2 separate regions of the Homo sapiens genome follow, and region 2 is linked to region 1. Evidence: chromatin contacts called from ENCODE Hi-C or POLR2A ChIA-PET data. All regions are on one chromosome and are shown on one strand. The core of a region is the stretch at or near the end of the contact, and the rest is flanking DNA. Distances in the headings are between cores, read along the strand shown.

What was found. Hi-C counts contacts between places; a loop is a spot of excess contacts on that map. ChIA-PET counts read pairs that join two places held with the same protein, here RNA polymerase II (POLR2A). Pooled maps may share reads with other maps.
Region 2: a pooled map shows a loop between it and region 1 (3-fold over the local background). The contact joins the promoter of RNF8 here to the enhancer-like site in region 1. A Hi-C loop is called at or near these places in 1 of 37 single-sample maps with no recorded cell type and 4 of 50 pooled maps. POLR2A ChIA-PET finds 5 or more read pairs at or near these places in 1 of 52 experiments (H1).

Annotation. Positions count from the first base shown.
Region 1 is chr6:37,219,437-37,224,548 of GRCh38, reverse strand. The region is part of intron 1 of TMEM217B (transmembrane protein 217B); the gene reads left to right. The region is part of intron 1 of TMEM217 (transmembrane protein 217); the gene reads left to right. Among named protein-coding and RNA genes, the nearest start is that of TBC1D22B, 36 kb to the left of the region's middle. RefSeq lists silencers at 1,634-1,683, 2,054-2,313 and an enhancer at 2,514-2,653. Within about 2 kb of position 1,933, at least 22 of the 41 ENCODE cell types and tissues checked have a DNase peak (open chromatin) inside an H3K27ac peak, as active enhancers do.
Region 2 is chr6:37,351,596-37,357,158 of GRCh38, reverse strand. It overlaps RNF8 (ring finger protein 8), which reads right to left and starts at 3,176. Exons shown (of 8, transcript NM_003958.4): 1 at 2,884-3,176. The coding sequence starts at 2,994. RefSeq lists an enhancer at 2,874-2,923 and a silencer at 3,224-3,323.

The sequences.
Region 1 (5,112 bases), core at 684-3,183:
TTGGCTCACTGCAAGCTCTGCCTCCTGGGTTCACGCCATTCTCCTGACTCAGCCTCCCGAGTAGCTGGGACCACAGGTGCCCGCCACCACGCCCGGCTAATTTTTTGTATTTTTAGTAGAGACAGGGTTTCATCATGTTAGCCAGGATGGTCTCGATCTCCTGACCTCATGATCCGCCCACCTCAGCCTCCCAAAGTGCTGGGATTACAGGCATGAGCCACTGCACCCAGCTAAAAAAAATTTCTTTTTTAATGAGCTGCATGTGGTAGTATGCACCTGTGGTCCCAGCTAGTTAAAAGGCTGAGGCAGAGGCCGGGCGCGGTGGCTCACGCCTGTAATCCCAGCACTTTGGGAGGCCGAGGCAGGCGGATCATTTGAGGTCAGGAGTTCAAGACCAGCCTGGCCAACATGGTAAAACTCTGTCTCTACTAAAAATACAAAAAAATGAGCCAGGCATGGTGGTGGGCGCCTGTAGTCCCAGCTACTCGGGAGGCTGAGGCAGGAGAATCGCTTGAACCCAGGAGGCGGAGGTTGCAGTGAGCTGAGATCGTGCCACTGCATTCCAGCCTGGTGACAGAGTGAGATCCTGTCTCCAGAAAAAAAAAAAAAGGCTGAGGCAGGAGGCTCTGTTGAGCTCAGGAGTTTGAGGCTGCAGTGAGCTATGATTGCATTACTCCATTCTGGCCTGGGCAACACAGCAAGACTCCATCTCTATAAATAAATATATAAATAAGAAAAATGGGCTAGGTGCAGTGGCTCACGCCTGTAATCCCAGCACTTTGGGAGGCCAAGGTGGCAGATCACCTGAGGTCAGGAGTTTGAGAGCAGCCTGACCAACATGGTGAAACCCCGTCTCTACTAAAAATGCAAAAATTAGCTGGGCATGGTGGCACACGCTTGTAATCCCAGCTACCTGAGAGGCTGAGGCAGGATAATTGCTTGAACCCGGGAGGCAGAGGTTGTGGTGAACTGAGATCACGCCACTGTACTCCAGCCTGGGCGACAGAGCAAGATACTGTCTCAAAAAAAGAAAAATATTTGAGTTGAGTATAGAATCCTAGGTTGGCAGGGGTTTCTATTTGTTTGTTTTGCTTTGTGTAGCACAATTAAAATATTATTCCATGGGATTTTTGTTTCCTATAGAAGTCTATAACTGTTGGTCTTTTAAATAAAAAGCCCATTGGCTGCTTTTGAGATTTTCTTTTTGTGTGTGGTGTTCCATAGTTTGAGTACCATATGTTTTGTGTAGATTTTCTTTCATTTATCCTTCTAGCAATCAGTTAGGTTTCTTGAATCTGTGCATTGGTGTTTTTTTTTCAGTTGTGCAAATCCTCAGCTATTTTCTCTGTAAATATGCTACCCCCATTTTGTCTCATCTCTCTTTCTCTATCAGAACATCTTATTATGTCTTTCATGTCTCTTAACTTCTCCTTCATATTTTCCATCTTTTTGTCTCCCTGTGCTACATTCTGGATAATTTCTGCTGATTTATCTTGTTTCCTGGTTAACTAATTATTCCTTAATCTGTGTCCAACCTGCTACCATTTATGTCCACTGAATTTTTAATTTCAGATACTGAGTTTTTCATCTCTAGAAATTCTATTTGGGTTCTTTTTCAAATCAGCTAGTAATGGCAGTGGCTGCTACCATCACTCCGGCTGTCACTCCAGCTGCAGCAGGGAGGCGCGGCTAGGGTTACACACTCCATGGAGCCGGTGGAAGCCCGGCCCCTTCTGAGTTAAGTCGGGAACTCACCGGGTGCTACTGCAGCCGCCCAAACCAAAGCCGTAGACCCCACCTCCGGCTCTACGGAGCAGGCAGAAGTCCCGCCCTCTTGGGCGGGCTGCAGCTGCCCAAACTGTGGCTGTGCATCGAAGCCTCCCTGTGCTCTTGGAGGAGGGCCGGGAATAGGCAGGATCTGCCCTCCCAGGTGCAGCTGCAGCTGCCAGGACCCACGGCTGCAGACCTGGGCCTCCCACTTCACTGAGCAGGCAGGAGCCAGGGACAAGTAGGAGACCCGCCCCTTTCGAGTTAGCGGGGCGGGACCTCCTAGGTGCAGGACCCGGGCGTCTCTGCAGCCTGCACCCTCGGGGACCCCAGGAGGCCCCCTTCCCCGGCTTCCTGCCGTCCCTGCAGGCTCCCGGATGTCTGCTCCCGCTGCCTGGCCTCTCTCCAATCCCGGCACCAGTTCAAATCTCGGAGCCGGGTTGGGGTCGAGCCCTGGGGGGGCCATGGATGGCAGCGGGAGGCGTATCGATTCCCGGGTGGAAGGGGGCGGGTCCTCAGTAAGGCCCCACCCTCAGGCCAGGGAGAGCCTGAAGGCTGGGGCCAGGCCGCCAGTCCTGCAGACCTAAGTGGTGCCTCTTCCAGCCTGCCCATGGCCCCCGATGTACCAATCTGCGTGCACTTCCTCCCTTCTGAGGTCCATAAAAGACCTGGGCTTAGCCAGAGCAGGGCAGAGGATGGCTAGAGGACGAAGAGAGCAGAGAGATGATAGGACGACCAGCTGCAGAGAGGAGCTATCCTCTCTGCTGATAGCAGGAGACAATGGGAGGACCAGCTACAGAGAGGAACTACCCTCTCTTCTGAGAGCCTCAGAGACCTGCAGAGACGTCAGGACTATCAGCTGCATAGAGGAGCAACCCTCTCCAGGGCCTTCTCCCTGCTGAGAACAGCAGATATTAGCATGACTTGCCTACAGAGCGGAGCTACCCACTGCGAGTCTCCTTTTAGCTGATCTAACACTTAAAGCTCATCTTCATCTTGTTTACCCTTCACTTGTCTGTGTACCTCATTCATCTTGGACACAGAACAAGAACTCAGGCAAAGGTGCCGCTGGCCACAGAGGTTTCTGGCCAGAAAATTGACACCCCAGAGATCCTGTAACACTAGGTCATTTTCTATGGTTTCCTGTTTCTTCATATATTTTCAGTTTATCTTTTATTTATTTTAATGCAGTAATCAAAGAAAATTCTGACACATTCTATAACATAGATGAACCTTGAGGACATTATGTTAACAGAAATAAGCCAGTCACAAATGCTATAAGATTCTACTTACATGGCCAGGTGGGGTGGCTCACCCCTGTAATCCCAGCACTTTGGGAGGCCGAGGTGGGAGGATCACCTGAGGTCAGGAGTTTGAGACCAGCCTGACCAACATGGCGAAACCCCGTCTCTACTAAAAATACAAAAATTAGCCAGGTGTGGTGGTGCACTCCTGTAGTCCCAGCTACTTGGGAGGCTGAGGCACGAGAATCGCTTGAACCCAGGAGATGGAGGTTACAGTGAGCTGAGATTGCACCACTGCATTCCAGCCTGGGCGACAGAGCGAGACTCCGTCTCAAAAAAAAAAAAAAGACTCCACTTACATGACATGTCCAGAGTAGTCAAATTAATAGAAACAGAAAGTAGAATGATAGTTTCCAGGAGCTGGGGCAGGGGGAAATGGGAATTCGTTGCTTAATGGGTGTACAGTTTCAGTTTTGCAAGATGAAAAAGTTCTAGAGATTGTTTGTACAACAAAATGAATATACTTAACACTACTAAACTGTCTACTTAAAAATGGTTAAGATGTAAAATTTTATCTTGTATATATATTATATATATCTGTGTATTATATATGCATGAATTATACTATAATAAAAGTAAAACAAAAATTTTAAATAATGCAAAAATATAGTAATCATAGTTGTTTGATGATCAGATATTACTGCAGTTCCATTGCTATCTGTTGTTTCAGCTTGTTCTCACAGTGCCTTGTTCCTTATGTGCTTGGTTATTTTTCACTATGTACTTGTCATTGTCCCTGAAAAATTACTGATGAAGATTCTTAGAGGATGAAGACCAGCATAAAAGTACAATCCTCCAGAGAGGATTTGAATTTGCTTCTGCCAGACACTTAGACACACTTTCAGTTTAGGACGACTTTAAACAAGATTTATAACTTAAAGTTAAAAAAAATACTTCATGTAATATGGGCTATAAATCTACAAAAAAAAAAAGGCCAGCTATGATTACAATGTCTCAAGGAGAGTTTTCTCCCCACCTGCTCAGTGTAGTTAACAAGCCAACTTTTCTTGGAGTTTCCTGGCAGAAAGATGTAGGGGAGGTTTACTTCTGATTCACCTTTCCCCTAATCGTAGGCCTTTGGGGATGCTCACAACTAATATAGGAAAGACTCCTCACCTTGGTGGACCCAGAGCTTTGATTTTGTTCTTTACCCTGCATTGCTGTCATAATGAAATCAAGTGTGCCTAGATTGGCAAATAACTTCAGAGCAAAATTTACTTCCTTCCACTTGGGGAGCACTTCTATACTTTATATTTTTAAACTATTTTATCCAGCATTTTAAGTTGCTTTTTGGCAACATGTCAGCCCAAATAACCTAACCAGTCAGAAATCCCTCTACTTTATTTCCTGTTTCATTGACTTACGCGCTTCTATTTATTTTCTTCCTCCTACTTTTGTATAGTTCTTATTTTCCCTCTAACTTCTTGAGTTGAATACTTAGCTCATTGTTACATTTTCTTTTCTATTATAAGGCTAGTCTATCCTAGGGCTCTAAATTTCCTTTAAAGTATGCATCTTTCACTGTAATCCATATTTTGATATGTAGTAGAGAAGCGATTGCCCAAAGCCAGTTGGTGTCCACCTGTTTTTATCATCTCCACCCAACAGGGTTCTTGTGCTGCCCTGGTTATATCCTGAAACATCTGTACTCAGGTCTGAACAAGTACAGGCAATTTTCACCATCTGGGCAGCAATGGAAGCCCAAGGCAATGCTGGGAGAGTTAACAGCATAATTTTTTTTTTTTGGATATAGGGTCTTGCTCTGTCACCCAGGATGGAGTGCAGTGGCATGATCTCAGCTCACTGCAGCCTTGACTTCCTGGGCTCAAGTGATCCTCCTACTTCAGCCTCCTAAGTAGCTAAAACTACAGGCATGCACCACCACACCTGACTAATTTTTGTAGAGATGGGGTTTCACCATGTTGTCCAGGCTGGTCTTGAACTGCTGGACTCAAGCAATCCTCACACCTCAGCCTCCCAAAGTACTGGGATTACAGGCATGAGCCACTGTGCCCAGCTAAGAGCATAATTTAAGCCATCT
Region 2 (5,563 bases), core at 1,927-4,426, 130 kb before region 1:
CCTTTGAGCTTACACACATTATTGATCTAAAAGATCATCCTGTCTTTGCCCACCTTCACTAAGACTATCTCTTTCCTCCTGGGCACAATTCCTACTGTTTCTCAAATAACAAGTAAATCTGGCCAGGTGTGGTGGCTCACACCTGTAATTCCAGCACTTTGGGAAGCCCAGGCGGGCGGATCACATGAGGCCAGGAGTTCGAGACCAGCCTGGCCAACATGGCGAAACCCCACCTCTATTGAAAACACAAAAAGTAACTGGGCATAGTGGTGCATATCTGTAATCCCAGCTACTTCGGAGGCTGAGACAGAAGAACCACTTGAACCAGGGAGGTGAAGGTGTGATCACACCACTGCACTCCAGCCTGGGTGACAGAAGGAGTACTCTGTCTCAAAACAAAACACCCCACAAAAAAGCCCCCAAACCAGTAAATATAACCATCCTTTCCCTTTTTTCCCTTGGGGCAGAAAACTTAATGAAAACTAAATACAAGAGAAGAAAAGGGGAGAGAAGGTTCTGTTGTTTTCCCCAAAGGCCTAGATACTTTATAGTACCTGAGAACTAGCTAATTTGCAATAAATCTCTACTTGTTTTTCCACCAAACTCTATGCATTGCTTTAACAAGCTTAAAGCCACTTAATTAGACAATTTACTACAGTGTTCCCATCAATGAAATGAAAGGAACCCTGTTTTATTATTTTATCCACAACATCTGAGACTAAGAACTGGAAAGGCAGGGAACTGACCTACCTTTGCTGTTATGTTATTAGCGTATCTTTTAAAATCTTGTGCAAAACAGCTTGTGCTATGATTTGGGGACCATAACAATAAGTACAACTTCTTCTCTTGCCTTTGATTCAGACTTCTTTTCAGGCTATGCTACGACCTGACCTTGCAGGCAGCCAAGCCTGGCAGGCTTCTCCTACACACAGGTCCCTGAAGCCAGCCACAGTCTTACCACTGAGTTTATATGGGTCCCTCCCCATGCAACTGGCCCCATAAAGAACTATCAAATGGTTTAGAATATGTCTAAGACTGCTTTATAGTCTTCTTGCCCTTTCTTCAGGTGCTTTAATTCGTCCTCCCCATCCCACCTGCCCAAGACTGCAGTACTGACAAGCTATTCAGAAGTCATAAATTAATCCACAACAATTGAATCTAAAGGAATAACACTTGCCCACTGAGTTATCTTATGAGGTTGTGTGTATGCAGGGATCAGATTAAGTAATGTATGTGAAATTAACTAATAGTTATGCACAAAAATAATTTATTTTTGTGTGTATTATTCAGGTTATTATTCAGGTGTTCGTGTTTTAATTTGTTAAACTTCCCACAAACATATGCTGTTGGAAAGGGCCAGGCAGGGAAAGATCAGTGCTCAAGCTAAAAGAATGAATGCTTAATGTGGACTTTTAGGCACTAATACCTGGATAGAAGAGGTATTTGGAGGCAGAGATGTTTTCTTGGTGTTCCTCAAACCACAGCATACAAGTAACCCTTTATAACACTCCCTAATCTAGCAATTAAATTTGTGCCTAGACATGAATTCCTCCTCTGACTTGAAGAACTACTGCTCTGGGAAGGAACTAAATAATCCAAATCTTAGCACTTGATCATACAGCCCATATGGATGTTCTTTATACGATGACTGCTTCATTGTATAAATCCTCTCTCCCCACTCAAGCCTTAAACTCTTCGAGCGCAGAAATTTTATTTGTCCTCATTGTACACCAAACAATGTTAAATACTCAGTAAATACCTGGCAGACTGAATTGAGGCAGTACGGCTTATAGGAAAAATCTACCTGAACACACATGAGACTCAAAATACTTCTTGAATTTACATCATGACCAACCATCCACTTTTACTGCAAAGAGAACTTTTCATACAGATTATTTCCAAAACCCAAATGGTTCCCAGTCATCACAAGCTTGTCCCTGACCCAGTTCTCCTTCTCAACCTGATTGCAATCTAACTCCCTCCTCCCTTCCCTCGTCTTTTCAAGATGCACCACGCTGGTGCATCTTGAACCGTGCCAGGAACGGTACCTCATCTTTCCCCTTAAAATATTTTTCATTTGCAACTGCATTAATAAAGACGACAGGCAGCCTCTGGAGAGAACTCTGAATACCTGCCCGACCCACCTCAGGGAGTGCCACTCGGCCGTACCGAGCCTCACAGGAGAAATGTGGCCCAGCCCAAGCCGCCCATGTTCCTCAGAGTTGGGAAGGAGGAAGACATTTCTACGTGAAAGTTTGATTGCTTTAAGGGACAAAACCCAAAATTTGCAATCGTTTTCAAAACAAACTCGAGAAAGTTCAGGCGCCGGGCCCTGCCTCGGCTTCCCGGCAGCTCGCGGCCCCCGCCACCGTTCCCCGACCTGGCACCGCGGGGCTCTGTGCGCCCTAAACGGGATCTGGCCAGCCCCCGCCCTCCCCTCCTCGACACCCCCGCATCTCCTCACGTTCCCTGCGCGTCCCTCTCCTCCCAGTCCCCGGCCCAGCTACCCGCTGACCCAGGCCTCTCTGGACGGGGCCCGCTTCTCGCCCCACAGGCCGCGGGTCAGGGCCTCCGTCCTCGCCCCAACCCTTGTGGCCCCCCCGGGCTCCCCAGAGCCGAACTCTCTTTTCTTCCTTTCTCCCACTCGGCCCCTATTTCTCCCCCAAACACCTCCCACCGCAGACCCTTCAGCCGCTCGCGCCAGAACCGCTTTCTCCCTTCTCTCCCCAGGAATCCACCCCCCCCACAGACACTTCGCTCCTCTTCCTGATGCCCGCCTCCTCTCTGCCATTCATTCAGCCCAGCAAGACACCTTCCTCCCTCCCCGGAGCCCCGCTCCCTCCAGCCCCTGCCCTCCGCTCCACAGGACCCCTTCCCCCGTACCTCGCACCCATCTTCCAGCAGCAGCCACCCGGCGCTCATCCCCACCCGCCGCAGGCACCAGCTCCGGCCACCGGCGCGGTCTCCTGTGACGAAGAAGCCGGGCTCCCCCATCGCCTACTCGACCCCGGGGGCGGTCAGCACCGAGCGAGACCCTGACCTAGGTTCTGGCTGCCTCTGTGCATCCCCTCAGCTTCCATATCTAAATAACAGACAGAAGCAATCGCCACACGCTCGCGATCGCTGCGAAAGCAGGCTCCGCTCGCCCGCCCTCGGCCAGGAAGCAGGAGCACTACGCCTGCGCAAGAGGACGGCGGCCGCCCTGGAGCAAAGAGGGTGGGTTGGGAGCCAATCCGGCCCTGGGCGGGGCGGGCGCGATTCGAGAGGTCTCCTCGCCTCACACCTTCCCTCGCCGCCTCCAGAACCATCACCCCAGTCCTAGCCGCCCCAGACTGGAACCTCTTCTCACCTTTCCTCTTTTTAAAAAAGTCATGTGAAACTATAGCCCACTTTTAAACAACTTTAAACTTTCCATCGGATTTAAGTCTGCCTAGTCTGTTGCTAAATAGTCTCTATTTTGCACGACCTACTTATATTACCGAAGTAAAAAATAAATTACACTAGGCAAATCTACAAAGACAAAGAGCACAGTTACCTGGGGCGAGGTGTGGGAGCGGGTATTGAATGCAGATGGGCTTGAAAAAATTGGAGGAAAGCGGTAATAGAAATGTTCTAAAAGTGGATTGTGGTGACAATTGTACAACTGTATAAGTTTATTAAAAAGTCATGGAAGTGTGGCCGGACGCAGTGGCTCACGCCTGTAATCCCAGCACTTTGGGAGGTCGAGACGCGCGGATCACTTGAGTTCAGGAGTTGTGACCAACCTGGCCACATGGGGAGACACCGTATCTACAAAAAAAAAAAAAAAAAAAGGAGGAAGGGAGGGAGAGAAAGGAAAAAAGAAAAAAAAGAAAAATTAGCTAGGTGTGGTGGTGCACACCTGTAGTCCGGCTACTTGGGAGGCTGAGGTGGGAGGATCACCTGACCCCGGGAGGCAGAGGTTGCAGTGAGCCGACATGGCGCCACTGCATCCCAGCCTGGGCGACAGAGTGAGACCCTGTAAAGTGAAGAAAGTGTAAACTTCCAGTGGGTGAATTTTATGGCATGTAAATTATACTCAATAAAGCTGTTAATTTTATTATTATTATTACTGATTACAGACAGGGTCTCGCCCTGTCACCCAGGCTGGAGTGCAGCCTGGAGTGGTGCGATCTCAGCTCACTGCAACCTCCGCCTCCCGGGTTCAAGAGATTCTCCTGCCTCAGCCTCCAGAGTAGCTGGGATTACAGGCACGCGCCACCACGCCCGGCTAATTTTTATATTTTTTGGTAGATACCGGGTTTCGCCGTGTCTCCTGGATTCAAGTGATCCAACCGCCTCAGCCTCCCAAAGTGCTGAGATTACAAGCATGAGCCCCCGAGCCCGGCCAATTAAAAAATTGTTTTTAAACTCAGCCTCTCCTTTGGATTTTCCATATAGTGTGATAGCTGCTGCCTGCAGTGAGTACATCCAATGGTTGAGCCCCTTTTGTCTTTTCAGTTTTCCAACACCCAGTTAACAATTTCTTTCTTCTTTCTTTCCTTCCTTCCTTCTCTTTCTTTCTTTTCTTTTTTCTTTCTCTTTTCTTCTTTCTCTCTCTTTCTTTCTCTCCTTCCTTCCTTCCTTCCTCCCTTCTTCCTCTCTTTTTTTTTTTTTTTTGCACAAGGGGAAAGAAGGAAAACAATTTTCCTAAATAAAATTCTGTCAAAAAACCAGCCGGGCTGGGCATGGTGGCTCATGCCTGTAATCTCAGCACTTTTGAGAGGCCGAGGCAGGCGGATCACCTAAGGTTGGGAGTTCAAGACCAGCCTGACCAACATGGAGAAACACCGTCTCTACTAAAAATACAAAGTTAGCCCAGCGTGGTGGCGTGTGCCTGTAATCCCAGCCACTCAGGAGGCTGAGCCAGGAGACTCGCTTGAACCCAGGAGGCAGAGGTGGCGGTGAGCCGAGATCTCGCCATTGCACTCCAGCCTGGACAACAAGAGTGAAACTCCATCAAAACAACAACAACAAAAAAAACAAAAACAAAAACAAAAAACACACACACAGCCAAGTGTGGCGGCTCACGCCTGTAATCCCAGCACTTTGGGAGGCCGAGGCAGGTGGATCACCTGAGGTCAGGGGTTCCAGACCAGCCTGGCCAACATGGTGAAACCCTGTCTCTAGTAAAAATACAAAAATGATCTGGGCATGGTGGTGAGCACCTGTAATCCCAGCTACCAGGGAGGCTGAGGTGGGAGGATCCCTTGAGCCTGGGAGGCAGAAGTTGCAGTGAGCTGAGATCACACCACTGTACTCTAGCCTGGGTGACTGAGCAACACTCTGTCTCAAAAACAAATACACAAACAAAACAACAAGAAAAGAAAATACATACACTAAATGAATTACACAGTGTACAATAGTAAATAGCTAACATTTACTGAGTGCTAAGTGCCAGGTACTAGGCGAAGCACCCTACATACTTTATTTGTCCTTTGCAAACAGAAAGAAAAAAGAAAAATTAGCCAGTTATTAGTGGTTACAATTATAATCCCTATGTTAGAGATGATGAGAAAAGAGGCACAGAGAGGTTTTGGTAATC